2 separate regions of the Mus musculus genome follow, and region 1 is linked to region 2. A link is a loop called in an ENCODE intact Hi-C map of the cell type or tissue named here. Cell type or tissue: gastrocnemius. All regions are shown on one strand. Each heading gives the region's core, and the rest is flanking DNA. Links, peaks and the distances in the headings are about the cores only. Region 1 has its middle 13 kb from the start of Gm36234. Region 2 has its middle 32 kb from the start of Gm36464.

What was found. Peaks named below come from ENCODE experiments on the same cell type or tissue, not always from the same donor. Only the 100,000 strongest peaks of a DNase experiment are listed, where the experiment ranks them.
Region 1: a loop joins it to region 2, with 5 times the contacts of the local background. A loop is called at or near these places in 6 of 42 quality-filtered maps.

The regions. Positions count from the first base shown.
Region 1 is chr7:35,904,604-35,914,721 of GRCm38, forward strand. No RefSeq gene overlaps it. Among named protein-coding and RNA genes, the nearest start is that of Gm36234, 13 kb to the right of the region's middle. In gastrocnemius, for the core only: no CTCF peak of the experiment used is centred there; a DNase peak (open chromatin) is centred at 5,876.
Region 2 is chr7:36,970,824-36,980,941 of GRCm38, forward strand. No RefSeq gene overlaps it. Among named protein-coding and RNA genes, the nearest start is that of Gm36464, 32 kb to the left of the region's middle. In gastrocnemius, for the core only: CTCF peaks have their summits at 3,948 and 4,860; DNase peaks (open chromatin) are centred at 3,962 and 4,869; H3K4me3 peaks cover 474 bases.

The DNA.
Region 1 (10,118 bases), core at 1,208-9,207, 1.1 Mb before region 2:
ATATCTTTGTATAAAACATATGTTTATGTATTGCAATTAATGAGAAAAAGTGTAAGATTAACAATTTATGTTAGGTTTTGTTTTTAGATTTATGCGCACTGTAAAACTTATTTATTGCACTTATTAAAAGTATTTAATGATGGACTTTTAGATCCCGTCTTTTAATGCGCAAATATAAACTAAGGGAGTATTAAATTACAGAATGGAAAATTATAACTAAAGTCAAAGAATCTAACTATTTTCTGCTATAAATCTGCCTTAAAAAGATTATCAGTAGAATTACGGAATCTTTAAATAGTGGCCTTTATAGTACATAATGAGTTTCAGTGAGCTAGCCTCTGAAAGGCTTTTTTTTTTTTCCTCCATCATTAAAACTAAACTCAACATCTTACTCTTAAACATAAATGTAGCTAGAAGCATAAACACTGAGTCGTTTCATTTTATGATCCAAAGTCACATCGGAGGGAAGAGGAAGGAGTAGGGCGAGTTCAGAACAGCTGGAGGGACAGGGCAAGATGAGGGAAAACCGGGGGCCAGGGTAGGGAGTAACTGAGCAGCTTGGCATGGGTGAGGACTTCCTCATCTCAGCCTCTCTCTGGCTTGCCTTTCACAATGGGAATGCTGGCAGGTGTATGGGGCGTCTGGTTGCTACAGAATCGAAATAAGTTACATACAAAGGTGGTGATGCTCAGGTCAATGGAGCAGACTGAGATCAACAAAGCCTCAGCATTTCCTGCCTGCTAAGACAAGGGGAATATTCTGGAAGGCACTGGAAGTGAGGAAGTGAAAATGGTTTCTGGGAAAGACCTGACTGCATTCTGGACCATCCACATTTGTGTTGATGAGTTTTATATCAGCCTGAGTCATCTGGGATGTGGGATTTGAAGAAAGAAGACTGGCCTGCAGGCCAGTCCAAAATGCATTTTATTGATTGAAGATTCCTATGGAAGCACAGTCCATTGTGGGCAGGTCCACCCTAGGCTGGTGGTCCTGGGTGTTATAGGAAAGCAGACTGAGCAAGCCATGAGGAGCAAGCCAGTAAATAGCACCCCTCCATGGCAGCTGTATCAGCTCCTGCCTCCAGGTTCCTGCCCTGACTTCAGTGACTAAGTACAGCCTGAGTGATGTTGGGTCCCCCTGTAGCAGTGTTTCCTACACACCTTTGTGTTTGTGGTCAGTGGGCTGTACTCCACTGTGCTGTGCTTAGGACTATTCTGTCCCTCAGCTACGACTGGAGTCCTGGGGATTTTGAGGTGTTCCTTACCCACAGGAACCCCGAAGGGATGAAGTTAGAGGTCAGATGACCCCTTCCCAGTGAAGATGACAAAAGCCAAAGTTCTTGGGGCCTCAGACATGTCAGCATTCCTGTGATCTCTGAGCAAAGATTGTCAGAGAGCTGCAGGGTGGATCTTGTAGCTGTAAAGCCACTGGAAGGAGAAGAAGAAAGGGAAAGGGAAAGGGAAAGGGGAAGGGGAAGGGGAAGAGGAAAAGGGGAAGGGGGAAGGGGGAAGGGGAAAGGGGAAAGGGGAAAGGGGAAAGGGGAAAGGGGGAAGGAGAAAAAGGGGGAAGAGGGGAAAAGGAGAAGAGGGGAAGAGGGGAAGGGGAGGTGGGGAAGAGGGGAAGAGGGGAAGAGGGTAAGAGGGTAAGAGGGGAAGAGGGGAAGAGGGGAAGAGGGGAAGAGGGGAAGAGGGGAAGAGGGGAAGAGGGGAAGAGGGGAAGGGGAAGAGGGGAAGGGGAAGTGGGGAAAAGGAAAAGAAGGGAAGGAGAAGAAGGGGGAAGGGGAAGAGGGGAAGGGTAAGTGGGGAAGTGGGGGAGGGGAAGAGGGGAAATGGGGGAGGGGAAGAGGGGAAGAGGAAAAGGGGGGAAAAGGGGAAGGGGAAGTGGGGAAGAGGGGAAGGGGAAGTGGGGAAGAGGGGAAGGGGGAAGGGGAAAGAGGGGAAGAGGAAAAGAGGGGAAGAGGAAAAGAGGGGAAGAGGGGAAGAGGGGAAGGGGAAGTGGGGAAGAGGGGAAGAGGAGAAGGGGAAGAGGGGAAGAGGGGAAGCGGGGAAGGGGAAGGGGAAGGGCTAGGGCAGGAAGCAGAGGGAGGCCAGGAGTGAGCGGGAGGCTGCCTTTCCTGGGAATCTTCAGACACGTGTTCCCTTAGAAGACAATTGTTGGCAGGATTTTATATGAAATGCTGAAATATCTCCTCTTCCCACAAAGAGTTGTATTATTTTGAGTATAGAACACATTAAAAATATTCTTCCAAAATATATAGCAACATATAAATCTTATTTTGTACCGAACTGCTATACAACCCAGTTGCATCACGCCTGGGTATGTACCCAGAGGAATCAAAGAGAACACAGCACAGAGATGCCCCCCACACCCATGCTTATCCCAGAATGCACAACAGCTGAGACGTGGACCCAGCCTGATGCCCACCAACACACAAAAGCATAAAGAAAGTGTGGTGTGTGCACATGGTGGAGTTTACTCAGCCATCAGGAAGAATAAAGCAATGTCATAGGCAGAGAGAGGAATGGACATAAAACAAGCCTGATGTGGAGAGACAAATGCCAAATTCCCTCTCATACACAGAACCTAGATTACCTGAATAAGGAAAGAGAAGGGGACACACTGGGAAGAGGGAAGGCGCCAGTAGGAAGGAGGAAGGAGCTGGAGAAGGCAGCGGGGCTGAGCACGAAAGAAATGCTGCACTTGCAGGACTGTCACAATGGACTCATCATTTAGCAGGGAGGTGATGGTGCACGCCTTTAATCTCAGCACTTGGGAGACAGAGGCAGGCAGATCTCTTAGAGTTCGAGGCCAGCCTGGTCTACAGAGTGAGTTCCAGGACAGCCAGGGCTACACAGAGAAGCCAGGACTTGGGAAAAACAACAACAACAATAATAGCAACAATAACAACAAAACTACTACTACTACTACTACTACTACTACTACTACTACTACTACTACTACTATCAGTTTGTATAATGAGTGTGTGGTAATAAAGCAAACCAATTTTGGTGGGAGGAGTTTGAGGCCACAGTGGGTGCTGTTTGGAGTGTAAGGACTAGTGGCTCTCCTCGGGAAGCTTACGGGAAGGTGCGCGAGTCACGTGGGTTCTGTTTCTTCCTCTAAAGCATAGTGCAGCTTCTGTATGTGACGCCCCCTTCTGCTGGTGCTCCAGGTCCCCTGCTTCTCAGGCTTCCATCTGTTTACTATCCATTCACCTGTCTCTTTGTCTGCTAAAGACACACTCACTTGCTCATTTGTGAATTCATTGGCTTGTGAATGAGCTAACTTCCTTCCTTCCTCTCTTCCTCCCTCCCTCCCACCTCTCTCCCTCCTTTCTTTCCCTCCTTCCTATAGGTGTGTGCCACCACAGCCATCCATAAACCACCACCACCTTCTTCTTCTTCTTCTTCTTCTTCTTCTTCTTCTTCTTCTTCTTCTTCTTCTTCTTCTTCTTCTTCTTCTTCTTCTCCTTCTCCTTCTCCTTCTCCTTCTCCTTCTCCTTCTCCTTCTCCTCCTCCTCCTCTTCCCCCTCCTCCTCCTCCTCCTCCTCCTTCTCTTCCCCTCCTCCTCCTCCCCCTCCTCCTCTAAAGGCAATAGCATGCTTAGGGATGGCTGTAGTGGTGTTTATCTCTCAGTACTGAGGCAGGAGGACTGCCATGAGTTTGAGGCTAAGCTTGGGCTACATAGCGAGTATCAGGCCAACCTAAGATTACATAACAAGACCCCTTTCTCAAAGTCAACCACTGGGCTGGAGAGATGGCTTAGCAGTTAAGAACACTCCCTGATCTTGCAGGACCTGGATTCAGTTCCCAGAACCCACATAGAGTAGTTTAGAATCATAGGTAGCTCTAACTCCAAGGCCCCCGATGCTATTCTGATCTTTGAGGGAACTGCATGCATGTAGTGCACATACATACACTCAGGTACATACATGTACTCATGAAACAAGTCTCTAAAACAATGCAACAAACAAAAAACGATGCTGACTGGCCCAGCCAGGTGGGTTGGTTCTAGCTCACTATTGGTCAGTAGCATTCATGGGTTTGATGGTGTCTGCCAGAGGGAATTAGCAGTGCTGGCTGTAGGTTGGAGTCTGGGAAACAGTTTTCAGGGGAGACAGAGATATTCCCATTGACCTAGAGAACCCCTTTTAGGATATCATGTGCTCAGGATATGATGGCAGATGATGAGGACCCAAGTGATCAGTGTAGGTGTGCCATGCACCCACGTGCACGCATTTACACACTCCCTGCCTCTCCAGAGAAAGAGACAACTGAAGATGCTCAGGCAGGGAGGGGACACAAGTCCAAGGTGTTACACTCAGCACATAGGAGTGGGGACTGACTGAGGCTTGAGTAGTGGCTAAACTGACCTTTCTTCCACGGAGGATGGAGGGGAGCCGAGGAGAGGTGGGTGGGGGAGGGGAGCTCCTGCCCCTGCTTGGGGCGGTTGTAAGTGGCCACTCTGCTTCCTCCTTCGTTCCATGGGTGTTCCATCTCTCATAGCGTGTTTCAAAAGGCATTAGGGGTCTGCGGAGAAGGCTCAGTGCATAAAGTGTCTGCTGCATTAAGCAGGTTAACTCTTGAGTTCGAATTTCCGGAGCATATGTAAAAAGCCAGGCAGCTGAACACCAGCGGTGGGAAGGCGTGGTCAGGCAGGTCTCTGAAGCTCATTGGTCAGCCAGCCTGCCACGATTTATAACCTCAGGTTCAATGAGAGACCTTGTCTCCAAAACAACAAACCCCAACCAAACAAACAAGATGGAGAGCAACTGAGGGAAGACATCAATGTTCACTTCAGAGCTCCACACCCAGGCATGCATACACATTTGCTCACATGCACATGTGTGGAACCCCGCCTCCCCGCAAAGCGTGTGCATAATTCCTTTAACACACAGTCCCACTCTGAGGGATAGGAAACAACCCTGGGTGGAAACACAGACTACAGAATCCCTCTCACAGCTGGTTTTTTTTTTTTTTTTTTTTGTCTTTTTATTCTAGAAAACATAAAAATGTGCAAAAGCACACACGGGAATATGGCTGTCCCTGTCCACGCTGCCTATCCACAGTAGCTGTGTCCCATCTGTCCTGTTCTCTGGACTATCTGAAGCCATCCTCAGATACTTTTATATTCATTAACAATTAAGAACACATCTCCGAGAGAGAAAAAGCGTACACATCATGGCTTTGGCTCTCTTTGAGGTAAGCCAAGTTTCCCTAATATTTAAGTATCTAGTCAATATTCAAAGTGTCTTGCCTGTCCTCATATCCTTTGCATTCTTTCTGTGCCTGAGTCAGACCAGTTCCACCCACTGCCAGCAGCTGATGTGCCAGAGATTTTAATCTTTGCCCCCCCCCCCCCACTTTGTTTTGATTTGGGGTTTATTCGGTTTTATGGTGAATTCTCCGAGTGGGTGCCCACCATTGTACTCTTGGCCTCTGTGCTTTTTCTGTGTCTCCTCATGTGCTCAAGGTAACTGCATGGGAGTCACAGATACTTCCGTATGTCTTTACATTGAAGTATAACACTCCCTGTGGTGAGAGTTTTGGCTCCTTTAAAACTCTAGTTTGTGTTATGGGGACGTGTTTTTGCGTTCATCCCAGGTGTGGGATGCGGGGCTGCTCCAGACTGTCCGCAGCAGCTAGCTGTGATTGTTTTGTACTGTAGGAAAACCATGTTCTTTGCCAGCTGCAGATACTGAATTCTGGCGACTCTGGGGGAGGGGTGTCCCTCTGAGAAGATGGCTGCTGCTCCCCCCACCCCCGTGCTGCTCCTCTCTCCTGTTTGTCTCCCCCCACCCATCCCCCCCCTTGGTTGCTGATGTTGCAGTTTGCCAAGTGGTTGTGAGCAAAGAGATGAGAAGTTAGGGATGCCTTGATGACGAAGATTGGACTTGCCCCAAGGAACCCAAGCCTCCAGTCAGCAGAAAGCAGTCTGTTTTTGTTGGCTGAAAGCCTGTTTTGTCGGACCCTTTCCCCTCTAACATTCTGTCTCCTTTCTTTTCTTCTTTCTAACCTTCTTTTACTCCTACCTAGTGTTGGGGAATTGGAAAGGATTTGGGTGGGATAAGGTTGGAAGGGAGGTAGAGGTATAAGAACCCAACAGAGTAATTTCAAAAGTATGCCAACAATGCCCACTTAAAAATATAGCCATGCTCAGGAAAGACTGTTAGCCTGTTACTGACTGCTACACATTTAGCATACACACTTTAATTACTTAGTAAAATGTTAAAATTATTAAACTCCAGACATGTAGCTTGGTGGAAGAGTACTTATTAAGCCTGGTTCTACACCTGGCACTGAAAAATGTAAACCCACCTTTAGCATTTGATAAGTAAGCGAAATTGTGCTTTGGCATCACAAATTTGTTTTTCTTTTAGTTTTATGTGTGTGTGTGTGTGTGTGTGGTGTGTGTGTACATGAGAGTGTGCATGCCTGCATGCCTACCTGCCCACCTGCCCACACACAGGTATGCGTGTGGAAACCAGAGGTGGGCTTTGTGTGTCTCTCTGTGTCTTTCTCCTTATTTCTTTTGAGACAGCGGCTCCCACTGAACGAGAAGCTCACTGGTTGGCTAGATTGCTGGGACAGCGAGTTCCCAGGACACATCTGTCTCTGCCTCCCTGGTGCTGCTGGAGTTACAGATGTATGCACAGTGTAGTGCCAAGGAGCTCCCACTGGGCTGCACCACTAGGTCAGAATGCCATGGAAACGGGACCACACTGTATGCAACCTTTGGTAATAGGCCTTTCTCACTTAGTGTATGTCTCCATTTATCCAGGCTGTTGCATGTCTTTGCTGCATAGTATTCTGTGGTATAGATGTTCTTTGACTTTAACACTTGAGGCACCTCTCTAGTCCCTGTGGATGGCAGTTTTAAGTGCGTTTCCCTAATGACTAAAAATGGCGAACTCCTGTTCATTTAGCAGTCGCATTCTCTTTTGTAAGCGGCCTCTTCACATTTTTGCCTATTTTTTAACTGTATTCATTGTTTTCTAAATTTCTTTTTGAGACAAGGTCCTACAGTATAGGCCAGACTGACCTCAAATGCAATCCTCCGCCTCTGTGTATCAGGATTACAGGCCTGAGCTACCATGCCCAATGCTGCTGCAACTTCTCGTCCTCTTCCTCCTCCTCTGCCTCCTCCTCCTCGTCGTCCTCCTCCTCCTTTCTTCTTCTTCTCATTTGATTTTTAAGATTTCTTTCTACAGTTTCAATGGCTTTCTTTACCAGACACATTTTTTTTTTTTGTAAATGTTTTCTTAGTTTGTAGATTATTTTTTCTCCTTTTCACCTTGGTTTCTCATAAAACAATTTGATTTGGTGAATTCCATTATCAATTTTCTGCTTGAGGAATATATTTTTTAGTGTTAAATATAAGGACTCTGCCTGCACCTGTGATTTTTCAGACCTCTTCCTATCTTATGCTCCCTGATAAGAGTTCTAGAGTTTTCCATTTTACATTTAAGCCCATGGGCATTTGAGTGTTCTCTCTCTCTCTCTCTAATAAACTGCAAAACTTAGATCAAAGTTCATGTTGTTTTAAAAACAATTTTATTTATTTTTATTTTATATGCATTGGTGTTTTGACTGTATGTGTGTCTGTGTGAGGCTGTTCGATCCCCTGGAACTGGAGTTACAGACAGTTGTGAGCTGCCATGTAGGTGCTGGGAATTGAACTCAGGTCCTCTTGAAGAACAGCCAGTAAGTGCTTTTAACGGCTGAGCCATCTCTCCATTCCCCAAAGTTCATGTTTCTTTAAAAAATTGTAGATATATAATTTCCCCATCACTATATATTGAGAGGGCTGTATCTTTCCTTCATCAAATTGATGATGCTCTTATTAGAAGTCAGTTATAGCCAGTCTCTTTCTGCACTGTGTGTTACCCCTTTGATCTACAGATCTGGGACCTTCCTGTCAGCATCTCACAGCATTGACTTATTATAGTTACTGAGTGAATCTTGCTATTGAATATAATTATTACCTGTACTCCATTCTTCTTTATCCAAAAATAATTTTAGCTACCCTAAATATTTGGTTTCTTAATAAATTAAAAAATAACATTATATGTGTCTTTACACATAAAAACTCTTTCTGGACTTTGGGTAAGAATTGTGTTTAACTAACTGGCAGGAGAATGAGGAGAAAGGAGTCCTTTGCTACTTTTGTTTCTCAGCCTGTAAACACAGTCTAACTCCCCACCCATTAGATTGTCTTTGGGTTTTCAGTATCATGTAGTGGACCATCCAACTCTTAGAATGCTTTATTTTTGCATCTTAGTATCATTTGTTGAATATTTATATATGTATCACACACTTACTTTTTAAAAAACATTATTTATTTTTTAATGAGTGTTTGCCTGGTGTGTGTGTGTGTGTGTGTGTGTGTGTGTGTGTGTGTGCACCACATGCATGCAGTGCTCTTGGAAGCCAGAAAGGGCATCAGATCTCCTGGAACTGGAGTTTCAGGTGGCTAAGACACCACATTGGTGCGGGAAACTAAATCTGCGTCCCTCTCCAGAGCATCAGCTTCTCTCCATCACAGTCATCTCTTCCACGCACGTGTTTAATTTTGAATGTTCGCATGCTCACTGCCAATAGTCAGGGAAACCCTGCCTTTGGAATGTTTGAACTCTATTCTGCAACTTGCTGCACTCACATGTGGTTCTAGGAGATTGGCGGAGCTTTCGTGAGGTCCTTTACACAGGCAATCATGCTACCTGCAGACAGGGATAACCTCATTCCTCGTCTCTCGATCTGTAACTTTAGCGTTATTTGCTGTTTGCTTTTGGTGTTTGGGACTGGTCAGAACTTCCAGTAATGTGTTAATTTAGAGTCCTGAGTGTGGGTAACTTTCTGATTCACACATAGAGGAAAGATGCCAGCTTTCGCACGCACAAAGGGTTGGCTACAGGCTGTTAATAGATGATCATCAACTGAGTACAATTCTCACTGATCCTACTTTCCACGGAGCATCGTCTTTTTCTGTGATTTCAGTATTAGGGACAACGTGTGTCCAGTGTGGTTGGAATCCCATTATGTGTCTTCATGTATCTGAAACAGTCTGTTTTTGCTAATCTTCCACGGGCAGTCAGCAAGACATGGGGAATATTCTGCTGTCAGGTGGGTTGACTCCTGAACGCTGGTCGCTTTGGTTGACAGTTAAGCCTTTTCGTGTTCTAGGTGACTCTTGGTGTGCTGAGACAGCCTGATGCATTGATTCCCTCGCCACAGTTTCAGCGTCTCCTTTCTGTTCTGCCATTTTCCTGTTTGTTTTATACCTGCTTTGGCTGGCTTTGTTTTCTTCGTGGTTGACCCTTTTTGTCATTATATATTCTATTTCTGTTTCTCTGGTTGGGGTTCTCTGGTCTCTATTTTATCTCACGTTGATGTAAGTCTGCTGCCTCCCTTTGGTTAATGCTTGTGTGACATATCTTCTTCTTTTGTTCCCAGCCTTGATTATGTTGTTATATTTGAAGTGAGTTTCTATTAGATAGTATGTTAGTTGAATCAATCATCTTTTATTGATTAATTCTGTTATCTGAGAAATTCACACTTGCACACAGTGTGTTCAGATTATTCCTCCCTCCTCTTCCTCTCGTTCCCATCAACCTCACCCTAGTCACCATCAGTCCTTTATCAGATTCATGACTTTAGTCTTGTTTTGTGAGTATTAGTTTACCTAGGGTCAGATGTATATATATGGCCACTGGTTTGGAACCAGCCATTGGACCCTGGTGTCGTCTTCAATGGGAGCACAGTGGAAGGACTCCTTATCCAGGAATACATTGGTAACACATAGCCCACCAGTAAGTGTTAAGGCCTCCTGAGCCCGTTCTCCATCTGCGTCTGACTGTTGACTGGCTTGTTCTTGTACAGACCCAGCGTAGGCAGCTGAGCTGCTGCAGACCATGCGTGTGTGCAATGGCTGAGCTTTGCCAAGGAGATGGCATTTTGCTGCCATTCTCCCTATCTTATTTCCAGCCTCTCTTCTGCAGTCTTAGAGGAGATGACATGATCACTTTGTTCAGAACCGACCATGCCTTTAATCAATATAGTTGACATATTTTGGTTTAATGTGATCACTGGCATGTTTGGGATGAATTACACCATTCCTCT
Region 2 (10,118 bases), core at 1,523-9,522:
TAACTTGCCCAGCGAGTTTTATTTTTAAGCCATCAATTACTCAAACTTTGGGTGCCTATCTATCCTCAGCCATCTGGACCCCATACCTTATTTTAAAGCATGTTCAAATAATGACAACCTTCTTCTCTCAATTAATTTATGGGCTGTGGGGACCATTTTTCATTTGTTATCATGCACTCCCATTTGATCTCCCGTATCTTTCTTCAGCATCTGCAAGTGTGGTATATAAATCTTCCACTCCAGCATTGTCATGGTGTCCGAGATATATAGGTACGACTCCCTATTAGTTCCACAAAAGTGACCTTAATTTCTAAAAATGGTATCAGATGCGAATAAAGTTTGGTAAGATGATTTGTTTTGATTTACTTCATACCACTTATCTTGGAGTTTTCTTCCTACTTTTCTTTAATCTAATTTAGGCAGTAGAATCTTGTGTGCTGGGTTACAGTTTATCCATTACCTTCCCGCCAATGCTGTTCCTTAGAGAGAGATGGGGCTGGGAGATTTGGGCTGTGGATGATAATAAAAAGGCCTGTGGACATGCCTTAAGCCCGTTGCTGTTGTTTCCTGCTTTGTTTAAGCTGACCTCCAAGCTTGAATATCTTTTTTTTTATTGCAGAAATGTGAATTTTTTTTTCACATGCCAGGATGATACCACTGTATATCGGTTAGGAGATGCAAAAGCTGAAATTAAGGATGAAGATCTTCTCTTCTGCAGCTCGGGTGATGATGGGCGTGTTGAGAAGATACACAGCTCTCACCATTAGGGAAAGCCACATTTGGATTACTTAAGGGCTGTGGCTTATAGACACCCCCACCCCGTGAGTGTGTGTTTTGTTTTACATAAACAGACTTCCGCCCAAACTAAAGAATGCTAATTAAGCAAAAAACACGGCCAGATGTTTATTAACACTCTCAGGTTCCTGGGATTTGGAGAATATGCAGTTTTCATGAACTAATTTTAAAAGGGAAACACCTTTATTGGAATAACAGCCAATTATAGTTGCCGACTTTGCCCCTTCTCTTTCTGCTGGTGGAGTTGGGGGAGGAGGGGTCCCACCTAGTGGAGAGATGGATGGCATCTGCCCACATCCTGGCATTGCTGGCTCCGCATACATGCACACCCGCTCATGGGTGTGGCCTTCAGCCACACACCAGAATTGCTCTATGTGGAGTCAGAAACACGCCCATGCGTACCCACAAAACGAACCATGGGTGGGTCTGTCGTCTGGCCCATTTGGTTTCTGTTCTCTCTCTCTCTCTCTCTCTCTCTCTCTCTCTCTCTCTCTCTCTCTCTCTCTCTCTCTCTCTCTCTCTTCCTCCCTCCCCCTCTCTCTCCTTTGCATGATCCATTCCCCTATCTGCCTGGAGACTTTCAGAGAGGACTCTGTAAGACACAGAATGTCTCTAGAATGTCAGAAGAGGGGCTGTCAGGCTTCCTCCACGTGGTGACTTCACTCTTGGTCCTGGACTCAAACCGTGGAGCAATAAAACAGAGCAGCATCATATAACACTCTGTGTTTCATAAGACAAATATTGCCGTATGCATTCTCGTCCCTTGTACTATGTTAACTGTAGAAAGAAATAGAAACAGTTTTAGTGACCCCCTGGGACCTATAAAGGCTATTTCTGAGTCTGAATCTTGCTGTTTAATTTAATCATTTATTATATTAATATTCAAATGGGCTGCATCTTATTAGCTACTGCAAAGATGTTAGTATGTCTGAAATAAATACCTAATTATGCTTTTGAAGAGAGGGCTTCTAAAGACTTGGGTATGTTTGTGCCTAATAGAACAGTTCATTTGCAGGTTTTTCTGCAGAAATCAGCAGTTTGAGGCTTTCTCCCCCCTTCTTTCTCTTTTAAGAAAATAAAAACAGGGATTGAAAATCTGAGCAGAGATTTCAAGAGCAGATCCGGGTTCTCCCAGCTCCCAAGCAGCCTTGAGACTATGGGGTTTTGTTCTCTGCGCCCGGGTGAGCGTCCACTTCCAAATGACCACTGCTCTCAGCTCAATGGCACATTAATACAATTAACTGTTTTAATCAGATGACCATGAAATTAGATATGTTCTTATTCAAAGGGGGGAGGGGAACAAATGAGGAAATATATATTTTGAACCCTATATGCTAATATTTTTTAACATGACGGTTTCATTATTTTCTATCTGCAGTCTCTGGCTTTCTCCCCCCTTTCCTCCCTTCCTCCCTCCCTCCCTCCCTCCCTCCCTCCCTCCCTCCCTCCCTCCCTCTCAATTCCCAGTGCAAAATCAAAATCTTATGTAGGTCATTGATTTTTACATCCACAGACAATGGACACCACCAGCAACTTGCAGATACCAGCCCACCCTGTGTGGAGTTAGGAACCAAGACATAAAGCCACATATGCTCTGTGGGGTGTGTGTGTGGGGTGGGGTGGATGCCCAGCCCTGTGTCTTGGTGAACTGCTCCTGGTGCATCCGAGGCCAGAGGCTGGCAGGATCAGCGGCGAGTCCATTTTGCTAATGCTCAACATTAGCTTCATGAGGATGGATTATGCCGCTGGCATAATATACACAAACGGTGATGATAAATTCTAAACTAAATGTACACACTGCATTTGGTGCAGTGGAGAAATTAGTGGTAAGTGCACAAGTTACAGTCTGAGAAACTCGGAATTACACATCACCATCTTTCCAAAGTAACTGCCACCGGATTCGCCATCACTCTCTCATTTTATTTCCGGAGATTACTAAAATGGTGTGTCTACTAACGCCCAATTATCTGCTTCACAATCATCCCAACCCCCGGCCCCCTAGATGGATGTGAGAGCCAAAGGTTAAAACCCTGGGTCTGTGGCCGAGAGACTTCTAAGGCTGGGAGGATGCCTCTGTTCCCCCTTGCTGACCTCCATTTAACCTTTAAATTGACCTAGAACGAGTTTATTTTCCTTCTTCTCACATGGATGCATGTCCCACGAGAGGGGACCCTCTCTTCCTGGGTGGATAATTATATTGCGGCTGAGATCGCCTTTCAGCTGCACAGTGCTGCTCCCAGCTGAGATGGCCACTGGCACCTCCCTGCCCTGCCTCTCTCCCTCCCTCTGAAGATCTTTGCTATGCACCTCCTGAGTACTGGGTCCCAGCAGGTTTATGGTGCCTGTGTAGTCCCTGGGGATTTGCTATGGAGGTAAAGAACCACGACTGAGCCTGTAGGTGACTGAGGGTCTCTGGAAGCAATGACTGCGGTTCCCTCCCACACATGAGTGTGTCATTTCTGGTCCTCGTTGTTCTAAATGACTTGATTAGTGTATTTCCTGTCTTCTGTGGAAGCTGGCCAACTGGCTCTTCAAGAGTGGGAGAAATCCACAAAGCACTTCTTCAATGGGTGCTCAGCCTGAGCCGAACCCCAGGGATGGGCTCTGCAGGCCCTGCATCCCTAGAAACCCGAAGGAACCACTGCCTTTTGCAATTCAGTCTCCAGCAGCTTATCCCATGCAGGAGGGGAAGGAGGCAGCAGACAGACACAAGCCTATTACCCTAATGGAGTGGAGGCCTGAGTGGAGAAGGCTTACAGGGTGCCTTGTCCCCAGTCCTCAGGCCATCGAGACCATAGCATCTACACCAAAGCTTCCAAGACCAGCTGGGCATGGTAGCAGATCCACTTGAGAGGCAACCAAGGCCGATGGATCTCTGTATGTCTGAGGCCAGCCTGCTATATGCCTAGTCAGGGCCTACCCTTTAACCCCATCTCAAAAAAAAAAAAAAAAAAAAGGAAAAAAGGAGGGAGGGAGGAAGGAAGGAAGGATGGGAGGGAGAGAGGAAGGGAGGATGGAAAGGAGGAAGGGAGGGAAGGGGGAGGGAGAGAGGAGAGAGAGACAGAGACAGACAGAGACAGAGACAGACAGAGACAGAAAGGAAAAAGACCCTAATGCTGTCCCCAGCAGCTGAGACGCTCCCTGGTGGCGATTGTCTGAAGTTCACCTAGAGGCCTTTTCTAGAGTCACTTGTGAGGCATGAGTGGGAAACAGGAAGGATAAAGGACCTTAAGCATGATGAATCTGGGGCGCAGCCTACAAGAGGTGGCTAGACCAGTGCCCGTCTTAGGTTATTCCTTCCTCTCCTGCTGGCTTGGGAGGGCTAACAGGATCCCTACTTCCAGACCTCTTCATTTTCCAGGAAGGGAAGGGCAGCGCGTCCAGCAGCTCACACCTCCAGATAATAACAAAAGCCTGGGCCCTTTCCCAGTCACCTGACCGTACACGCAGCTTATTTCACTTATGGAACTGATTCTGTCACCATCTTCGCTGGTCCTGGAATTTAAGATCTTAATACTAATAATACTAATAAATATTTTTAATGAAAAGATAAAAGATACTAAGTTTATTTGATGATTTTTACAAGGTAAAAATATAGACTCTGATGTTTAAAATTATTAAGAGTTTTAAGACAGTAAAATCAGAGCTTTTACCAGCGAGATGTCACTGTAATTACAGAGCCATGTGTGGTGACAAGTCTCACACACATCCATGCAGTCATCCTGAAGAGACCTTTTTTCTGAGTAAACCCTTGTATACTCAGAACATCAAGTTGCATACCGCAAGTGCTCAATACATGCTGAAGAACAACGCCCCGCCCCCACCGCCCGCCCCGCCCCGCCCCGCCCCGCTGACCTGCCAGGATGGCATGCTCTGTCCCTTCCCAGAAACAAACAAAAACAAACACGACAAACAAAAAAAAGCAAAAATGAACAAAACCAATCAACCAAACAATCAAACAAATGCCAAAAACAAAACCCTGGAAGAAGAGGCTGAGCTGGTGAGGAGCCGGGAGTGTTTAGTTACTATCCCACCCCTAGAGAAGGGACAGATGACCTCTAGTGTTGGAAGTGATGAAGAGCTCCGTGGACCGAGGGTTTGGACAGGGGGAAAAGGGGGTATTTCAGGCACAGGCAACTAGGCAAAGGGGTGAAGCTATGGAGACTGCAATGCATTCTGGGACACACACTGTGGAACTGGAGTGTGGGGCATATACAGGACACAGAGGGAAGTTCTCAGGGCTCTCCGAGGTCCCTCCTTTCCTCTCTGGCTTGTGAAGACTTCCTTTAGCAACCTTCCAACAGAAGTGTGACAGCTGCTTGCTTAGTTCAGGGCAGGAGGGAATTCTTCTCCTCCATTCCCAGAATTTAAGCAAAGGCTTTGCCCCTAGGCCAGGGCAAGGATAGCATGCACATTTTTGCAATCCAGCACCAACAATGAGTTGGGTACTGGTCATTGTAGTTCAGAGATTCCAGGATTCTTTGTTCTGTCTGGGAAGGAAAGTGTGTAGGAGTCTCGGTCAGGGGTCAGTAAGCATCAAATAAGTAAGGTGCTTTGAAAGCAGCAGTACATGAATTTTTTCATCTCTAAACATCCCACAGTGATAAAGGCCATTTCCAATCTGATATCCTGAGAAGTGATGGGAACTAGGTACCAAACCTGACTAGAAGACCGTCCACTCTGGGTTTCAAGAAAGTATTTCTAGAAAACCAGTTTTGGAGTTCTGATGATGTTTCTTTTTGTCACCAACTCGGGGTGGGGTGGGTGGGGGGAGCCTGCGAGCACAACTTTCATTTCTTCTAGTAGCTGATTTCTAAAGAAAAACTGGCCAGACAGTGTCGAAGGACAGTGACTCATGGACAGGCCCTGTCATTGACTTCTCTCCTACGAGGTCAGCTCCCAGGATCCATTGTAGCTTGGCAAATGAGCCCTGGTGGATTCTCTGCTGGCAGCCACCGCACTGGATTATAGATGCTCAAGGGTGCCAGGCCATAAACTGGTTAAAATACATGGGCCATCATTAGTTCAAGAGTTCCCTCCTATTTTCCAGGAGAGTGCAGCATGCCAGAGGGCTGGCTTGCTGGTTGAATTTGGGTGGTCCATGGATTTAGCCCTCCACTTATTTATCCAAACACATTATCTATCCACCAATCTACATACGCATGCATGCATGCATCCAAACTCATCTATACACTTATCATCCAACTACAGACACACACACACACACACACACACACACCCATCCATCTAAACACTCATTCATCAGTCCATGTACATACACATATCCATACATACATACATACATGCACCACCACCACCCCATCTTTCTATTCAAACACACATACACCGTATTCCATACCCACCAGTCCATCCAAACACTCATCCATCCATCCATCCATTAATCCATTTCATCTAAACATAGATCCATCTACCTATTTATTTAAACATACATTGATCCACCAATAGATATTTATCCATGCACCCATTCTCCTTTTCCCCCATGGTGTAAGAGAGTGGGTGATTTATAATGAAGCCTATATTATATGCAATATATCATGAAGGCTTCATACAAGTTAACCAGGCAACCTTGCAATGAGGAGGCCACAGCTCATTAGGAGGGGTGACTATGTTATGAGGACCAAGAGAAACGAACAACATCAGGATAAGACTAAAGAGGAAGGCAAAGATCAGGAAGATGGAGGGAGACAGTGATCAGAAGAAGTGAGACTACCGTTGGGGAATGACTCTCGTCCAACCAATGTGTCTTGAGCATCCACTGGGCCTAGGCCCGAAGATGGAGATGGGCACAGCATCTGTTCAAGAGGCCTGGATCTCACTTGATCCCATAGAGTAGTTGCTAAGTGGGTGCTCCAATTCTTGGGTAATGCTTCTATCTCTAGGGAGGAGTTCCACCCATCTGACACCCAGTAATTTAGGGGAAGCAAGGATAGAGCTTAAAGCAACAGGGAGCTGAGGAAGGGGCGCATTAGAAAATGTTGCCCCTAAACCCAATGAGCCTTTTCACCCAACAGAAGTTAGTCCCCAATCTCTATGGGCTTCCGCAGCTGGCTTCTTTGCATTTCTGTTCATCATCACAGCCTGCCTTTTCTCCCTCCCTTCTCAACTAGATTAGTCTCTCATCAAAGGTCTGGAGGTGGGGGCTGGGGGGGGGAGAGCATTTATGCAGATCAGTCTACATTCGGGCATCAGTGGTTAACCCGGTAATATACACTTCTATTACCCTCCCTGGAATCCTTGGGGGATCAATGTATGGGTTTAACTACCACACACCGACAAAACATAGCTGGGCGGCGTTGCCTTCGAGCAAGCACTGGAGCCTGTGTATATGTTTCTCTCATTATTTGGATGTGCGTTTGAGTGTTATGATCAGTGATTCAGGGCACATGATTCATCAGGAAGACGTTTGCTCGGCAGACATGTGAGGAGCTGTCTGCCTCTTCAATCTCACTGACAGGGCAAAAATGCTGATTTATAGTAAATCATTAAAATCTGCTTATTACGGCGCGGCTTGTTCTTCTTCTCCAGTTGGAGCCTGCAACTTGATCTGCAGCATGTCTCTCACAATTTTATACTACAGCAAGCAGTTATTTGAACAAGAGAGGAACACTCTTTAGTCTTTATTAGTGCCTATGAAAGGATATTTTGTTTAAAGAAGACTAATTAAGAATGCAGACGATTTGCTTGCTCAGTTTAGGGGGGAAAAATAAAGATTTAAAACGTCTAAGAGGAACAAAGAGTTACTGTACTATAACAATACTCCAAAATGAGATTGGGTGCATATTTTAAATAGGCCTGAAATAGCAGTTCCTATGGTGCTGGTGTGTTTGGGTGGTAAAGGGCAGGGAGTGGTCATCTGAGAGGCAGGATCAGAGGAAGGGCCTGAAGGTCTCACATATAAAATAAAAACCGGGGGAAAGGACAGAGCCATTGTTAGGTTCAAGGCCAGTATTGTGACTGTCGGCCTGTGGCTTTAATGACCACCTGGGAAGTGTTATATTTTGAATAGAGAATTTCAGATTTGGTGGCAGCCTTCGAGGGGAGTGTGTCACGTGCTAGGTAAACAAAGAAATAACACAAAGAGGTCTATATTTTGTATGTGTTACTTACAGTATAAAAAAAAAATTAATTTGATGCCTGGGGACAGAAATCCTTGCCACTGAATTACAAAGAAGTGAATAAACGGGCTCAAAATGAATCCATCCAGATCTGTCCCCTTAATAAGACTAATTCCAGAGAACAAAGCACAGCATAATGCATTTTAAATTAAGTTGGAAAATGCATAATTTATATTTGTTTTATTTCTTCATATTTTAACACAGGTGAGTTGCGGAATGCTAAGGACCATGGAAGGGCACGCTCAGTCCACTGTTCTTCACTTAAAAAAAAATGAAAGAAAGAAAGAAAAGAAAAGAAAAGAAAAGAAAAGAAAAGAAAAGAAAAGAAAAGAAAAGAAACCAAAAGGACTACTCCTGGTTCCGGCAGCAAGGGCCGAATAGGACAAGAAAGACAAGCATGGCAAGGAGATCATGTGTGTGGATAAAATCCATTCCCAGGTCTCCTCATACCTAACGCGACACTCAAAACCATAAAAATAAAAATAATAAAAAAAATTTAAAAGCACAAGGAATTAATGGGGCTAAAAACCATGCTTGCTTTTTTTCTCACGTTGGAGAAATCCCTGAACCCTGGTCCTGCATACCCAGCCGAAGGAAGACCCATGGCGAGGCTGTTGCTTCCAGTGCAGGGAAGGAGGGGCTTCCATCTACACACAATTTTTTTTGAGGGATGTGTGAGAAACAAATGTTCTTCTCCCCATCCTGAAATGTCTCCCACTGCCTTCAACCTCTTTCTCCTGCCCCCTTCCTCCCACCCCAGTTGACCCCACATCCTTCTTTCATGGCTCTTACACACAACCATGGTTTTGAGTGGAGTTTCACTTGCTCTTCAGTTTTAGCTTAGCTCCTCTTTTGTTTCCAAGGCCTAGGTCACGAGGAGTACCTGGATGAAGATGGAGCCACACCCGCTTAGGCACCTGCTTAGGAACCTGTTTAGGAGGAGCCATGGAACATCTACTGGGCCACAGCTGCTCAGCTGACTGGCCCAGTCTTCCAAGGCAGGGGAGTGTCAGTCTGCTGTCAGAATAGTGGACCCGATAAAGGTCTCGAACATTTCTGTTTCTGTGTGGAAGCCTGGCTCACATCCATCTTAACTTGTATTTGTCATGGTCCTGCATCATGGCTTTAAAACTTGAACAACAAGCAGGCCCACTCTGAAGCTCACATGTGAACAGGCCTCTATAAGCACCTGGTAAGTCTCAGTTCTAAACACTGTAGAATTGATCTGTCTTTATGAAACAGGACCAGTGTAGCCATAGGACACGGGCCATTAACTCATTGGTGACCATTCAGAAGGCATCACGGTGATATTTTAGCAAGCCTTTTGGACCTTGGCTCCTGTGTCCTATCCCTGGCAAACAGGTAGATGAGCATTCTCTTACACAGGCATCCAGAAGAGGTGTTAGCTGCAGCCTGAATATAAAACATCCTGACATGATCCGGTATCAGAGTGCTGGGTCCTAGCTGACAGCCCTATTGCAGGACATGATGGAGAGTTTAGACAATCAGATGTAGCTGGGGAAAGTAAGTCGCTCAGGGGAAGGTCTTTTTTGGGTTCTAACTCAGTCCCTTCTCCTTGTGCGTCCTCTGTGTGTGCTGAGGGAAAGCATCTCTTCTTGCAGAAACACCACATTCTGCCAAAGCACAACGGCTCAAACAACCATGAAATTGAGCCCTCCAAAACTGTGAGCCCAAACCAATCTTTCCTGTGTAAGTAGTTTTGATCAAGAAACAGAAACAACTTGCCCAGTGTGGTTTGAGGCACTGTTACTGGGACAAAGGGTCCTCCCTCCCCCTAAACTCTTGCAGAAATGTTATCCCCCAGGTCTTAAGAAGGTAGAAGCATAAGCTGCCCATGGTATGTAGAGTCATACCTTTGGGTAGTGAGACCCAGGGAGTGAGACTTTGGTCAAATGGAGACCCAGGGATGACTCCTCATGACTTTATAAGAACAGGGAGAAAGACCACCCAGACGGAGACTCCCAAATTTCATAAATCTTGCCATATTTTGCTCCTTAAGCTCTGCCAGCAAGAAAATGGTCATGACAAAGGCCCTGACACCCCCAGTTCCATGAATCCCAAATAACCTATTTTCTTTATAAAGTAGCTTGCCTCCAGTTCTTTCATTATAGTAATGGCAAAGCTGACTAATACAAGTGCTGACTTCTAACATGCTAAGGCTACCTG